Linked DNA regions of Mus musculus: region 2 is linked to region 1. Evidence: chromatin loops called from intact Hi-C (ENCODE). Cell type or tissue: heart. All regions are shown on one strand.

Evidence for each region. A loop is a pair of places that touch in the nucleus more often than their neighbours do. Peaks named below come from ENCODE experiments on the same cell type or tissue, not always from the same donor. Only the 100,000 strongest peaks of a DNase experiment are listed, where the experiment ranks them.
Region 2: it touches region 1 in a loop (11-fold over the local background); 33 of 42 quality-filtered maps call a loop at or near these places.

What each region holds. Positions count from the first base shown.
Region 1 is chr2:164,591,025-164,593,524 of GRCm38, reverse strand. It overlaps Eppin (epididymal peptidase inhibitor), which reads left to right. Exons shown (of 4, transcript NM_029325.2): 1 at 1-99; 2 at 1,730-1,861. The coding sequence starts at 9. Among named protein-coding and RNA genes, the nearest start is that of Eppin, 1.3 kb to the left of the region's middle. In heart, a CTCF peak has its summit at 1,294 (motif pointing left); no DNase peak of the experiment used is centred here.
Region 2 is chr2:164,725,117-164,727,616 of GRCm38, reverse strand. No RefSeq gene overlaps it. Among named protein-coding and RNA genes, the nearest start is that of Spint5, 11 kb to the right of the region's middle. In heart, CTCF peaks have their summits at 1,332 and 1,531 (motif pointing right); no DNase peak of the experiment used is centred here; H3K27me3 peaks cover 619 bases.

The DNA.
Region 1 (2,500 bases):
TCGCCAGAATGAAGCTTTCTGGATTTGTGAGCATTCTTGTGCTATTTGGCCTGCTTGCAAGAGTCCAGGGACCTAGTCTAGCTGACTTGCTGTTTCCCAGTAAGTACTGTTTTTTTCTAGTGTTGTCTGGGAGAAAGGGAAGTTTACTGGAAGGAAGAGACAAAGAACAATTCCTCAGGTGTGGGTCACCTTTCTACAGCTCCTTCCTGGGTGTGGCTCAGGAGAGGAGAGAGATACTTATAAGGTCTCTTAGTGTTACAACGACCTCTGTGTTGATACAGGGACAGGGGTCTGGGGAAACACCTTCAAAGTCCCTTTAAAAAGGGGAGGTGAGGAAGGGTTATGGTTCCAACATTAATGGGAAGACCTTTCACCTCTTAAAGAAGTAGACAGACATATTTGTCTGGGGGCTCTGGGGTCAGAGTTGGTGGGTTGTACAGAGTTGGTAGCCTGGTGATCTTGAGCAAAATATTTAATTTCCACGTGTCCTCTCTGGAACTTGATTTCTTCATTTTAAACGAATTTTGGCCCTACAGCTTTGTGGTGAAGAAACAGGACAGAGTAAAGCTTCCCCCCACGGTGACCGCTCTGCAGGTATTAGCTAACATTTGCTTGTGTTCACTATCTCATTTAATCCTCACAAGAACTCTACGAGAGGAAGTCCTATCAACACTCCTGTTTTATTCTTTTAATTTAAAATTTTGGAATTTTAAACATTAAAATATAATTTTCCCCTTCCTTTTCTTCCTTCCAATTCCTTTTACATACCTGCTCCCACTCCGTCTGAAACTACGGCCTCTTTTTCTTTAATTGTTGCTGTTATCTGTGTGTGTGTGTGTGTGTGTGTGTGTGTGTGTGAGAGAGAGAGAGAGAGAGAGAGAGAGAGAGCCTAAATAAATACAGCCTGCTGTGTCTGTTTATTATTTTCTGTATGTATATGATTTCAGGGCTGACCATTTGGTATTGGATAAGCAATTAAATTAGGGGGGTCTTCCCTGGGAAAGACTATTTCTCCTGAACTTAGCACCCCTTAGTTGTATATAGCTCTTTGTCCGTAAACTTCCCTCTTTGAAACTAGAAGACACAGAATTTAAAGAATGTGCCCACCATCACAAGGCTACCAGCATTCAACCAACTAAAGATTTTTCTACGATAACACCTGTATTAACCCGTTGAAAATTGTATACAATGTATTTAGGATCCTGTTTCTCCTCCACAACACACACACTCCCGGCAGAGTTAGGATTCCAAAACCCAGCTGCAGGTGGGGGAGGAATCACTGTGCAATGTTGCCCTCTAGAGGAAAACAGCAACACGACATAACTGAATAGCTAGAACAAAGGAAACAGAGGCTGTAGTGGAAAGGGTCTACTCCCAAGGAGGCATTCCCAGGGTCTGGAGAGTGTCTGGATTGTTAGGAGATGGATGGAGTGCCCAGGATGTCTAGTACATGAGGCCAAGGTGGCTGTTAAAGGTTCCACAAAGCACAGGGCAGCTCCCATGGCCAACAGGTGATTGTCACCAGTGTTGAAAAGTTCTGCCCCAGCAGCTGGGGGGTAGCAGGGATGGAGGGAAGAAGGTATGGAGGAGTGTTGAAGAGGTTAGAGTGGGTAGTGATGGAAACGGGAGCAAAGAAAAGGCTTCCTTCACCGTGAGCAAATTTGAACATGAGCTTCCCTGCACTCTCAAATCCGAAGGCCCAGAGGCTGAAGGACTGTTTCTTTCCTAGGGAGATGCCCCAGATTCAGAGAGGAGTGTGAACACCAAGAGAGGGACCTTTGTACCAGGGACAGGGACTGCCCGAAGAAAGAGAAGTGCTGTGTCTTCAACTGTGGAAAGAAATGCTTAAACCCCCAACAAGGTAATAATACCAAGGGCTTTGGAATACCACAAGCCTTTTACCATGCCTCCTCTTCTGCCCACCTGGGCTGCCAGTGCCCCATGGGTCACTGGGGGTGGGGGTGGGTGCTGGGTAAGATTGCTGCCTTCGGGGTCCTGTGGGATAGATCCATTACAGATTCTGGTGAGGTTGTGGCAGTGATGTTCTTATCCCAGCAGCTAATTATGAGCCTCAGTTTCCCCCAAATAAATGTTGGGTGCATGGGTAGGATTGAGTCAGACTGTTTCTTGACTTTTTCACTGCCACGATTTTCTGAGTCCCACAAGTGGCCATTGTTGTGCTAACAAATGCTCCCATTATCGGTGACAAGCGAGGTGATTTATCCTCCCAGGCTTCTGGTGGCTCAGCAATTGCCTCTCTGCCCATATGAACTCGACTCTGTACTAGGAAACCTGCCCTAACATTCCAAACCAGAGCTGCAACCTCAACCCTATTCCTGCCCCCTCTGGATTCCCAAAAGGCCAAAAGACATTCTCCATTCGTTTAGAAAGATTTGCTGAGCGTTTCTGATACCCACTTCTTTTCTTAGTTCACTTTGCTCTAGCAAAATATATTAGACAGGTTAATTATAAAGAAAAAGGTTTATATAGACGAGGTTTT
Region 2 (2,500 bases), 130 kb before region 1:
TCTACTTGGGCAAATTGTTGTCTGACCATTTTACATGTACATTGTGGCATGCATATCCACATACACACACCCACAGCGTAATAAATATAAAAAAATGCTAAGTGTGATGCTGGATATTAGTGGGTCTAGAACACTCATTTTTTTTTAAGTAGATGTGTTGGACTTGCCTGATCTGCTGACAGGTAGCCCAACTGTACCACAAGCTGTGTAGTGGCAGGCCCAGGACTCTGGGAGGAGCCGATAGGAGGCTGCTGGGCTGCTGACCACTATTTTGTTTATCATTTTATTGTTTACTTAAATTTTATTGTTTATTGTTTGGAGTGTTGCTTGTGTTGCTCAGACTGGCCTTGAACTCATGGGCTCAAGAGACTCTTGTCTCCCGAGGTCTCCAGTGCATGGCTTCTTGAGTAGTTTTATGTACATAATTAAAAAATCAGTGTGATAAAGACTTCCATGGGAGCAGTTGATGCTGTCTGTCCCTAGGAGCCCTCAGAGCCTGTAAGGTGATTTTCTGCCAGGTGAGAATGGGACTGGCAGTTGGGACCTGTGAGCCAGGCTTTCCTTCCATCAGGTGGGGGCCACCCTGTACAGCCTATGCCTGTAGCAATAGCATGGGAGGAGGGAGGGATGGAGGAAGGATGAAATGGGAGACACACACACACACACACACAGACCCATAGAGAAATACACAGAGAGAGACAGAGGCAGGCATAGATGCACACACATGGGTGGGCACACTCACACGGGGAAGGGAGAGACAGACATATCTATAGAGAAATATGCACACACACACACACACACACACACACACAGACATAAAGAGAGAAGGAGATAGAGACAGAGAAAGGCATAGACACTCACACATGGAGGGAAACACAGGGTGAGAGAGAGTGGGAGAGAGAGACAGACAGAGACAGACAGAGACAGACAAGCACGCACACACACACACACACACACAGAGTTAAATGTCAGGTCTTGGTGTACGTTCTAGGCTGTTCTCTCTCCTGCTGTGCCCTAAACCACAAAACCCATGCAAAGCTCTCCTTCCTCGAGGTGCAAGTTCCTTTCAGCCTGAATTATGCAGTCCCTATGAATCCCAATACTACTTGCTGCTTCCAGACTTTGTACCTCAAATTAACCTTTGACCAGACTGAAAAGCCACCCTGGCTCCCATCCTCAGCTTCTGACCTCCCCTGTGGGGGCTGCGAATGACCCATGCCCTGTACCCCTTTCCTTGACCATCTGAGTCCTCTGTGTCCCTCTCCCAGCAACACCAAGGGGGCACGAGCTCTTGTCTCTCTGCTGTGCTGAGTCTCATTCTTTTATCCCTTAGGGCATGCCATCAATAGTAAGTGGGGTGTAGGGTGAGGAGGGCGGGGAGTTGCTATTGAGTTGAGTCAAGATCTGTTATGGAGGGAATAGTGTAGACAGACCAGCTTCATGCAGGTTGATGAACTCAAGAGTGAAGAAGCCCCTGGGGACAGGGTTTGTGTAGAGAAACTCTTTGCTGGGTGCTTCTGTCTCTGAGCCACCAGGGGGCAGCAGAAACCTAGTCCATTAAAGGCCACAGTATATACCTAAAGGCAAAGCTCACTGTGGCCAGAGTTTTCCAACTGACCCACACCCAGTGAATGATGACAGCAGGTCACATTCTCTCTTTTCGTGATGTGACATGTTTCTTCAGATGGGGAATATTTATCTGGGGAATGTTATTCACGTTTCAGTGCTTCTTATACAAAGCATACAGGGTCAAATTGTTGAGATCAAGAACAGAAAAACATTTTTTCTCCCTATGAGGGAAGGTGAGGAGGGCAGGGAGCTCGTTGGAGGCTCCACCAATCCTGCCAGGCTCTCTCGTCGGTGCTCTCCGTCTGCCAGCTCTGCCTTGGCACTTGCGCCAGCGCCTGCTTGTCAGTAAACATTGTTCCTCAGCTTGTCTTTCCGTTGCTTTCCTTTCCTTAGTTTTCTTGTAACTTCATAGCTTTTTATGTTTAGGATCGTGACTCTTTGTTTTCTCTTTCTTTCTCCTCTTCAGTTTTTGAAAAAGGACACGTGGTTATTGAAGGGACAATCAAGATGCAAAAATTCAAAGGGGACCTTTTAACCACAGACATCTGTCATCAACATGCTAGTGAATGTCCGTCTAGACTTGAGTGGGGATTTATAGGCATAATTTATTTGCAACCTACTTTTAATAAGGGTTCAACCTCTCCTCTAGCCTGTCACCCAGCAGAGGCAGTGGAAGAGAAAAGTTGTTAGGATCTAGGGTAGGTGAACCTGTTCAGCAATAGTTCCTTGGGGGTGAGCTTGATCTTTGGCAGCAGCCCAGTCCTATAGCAGCTGCAGACCAGTCCTCTAGGCAGGCAGACACCATCCGCGAACCAGCAGCTACAGCAGCTACAGTTCAATCCTGAAGGCACTGTTAGGTTTGCTAACCAGCCCGAGGTGAGGCCATGGAAGCACCAAACGGCGGAAGGAACCTCACGAGCAGTTCTTGAGA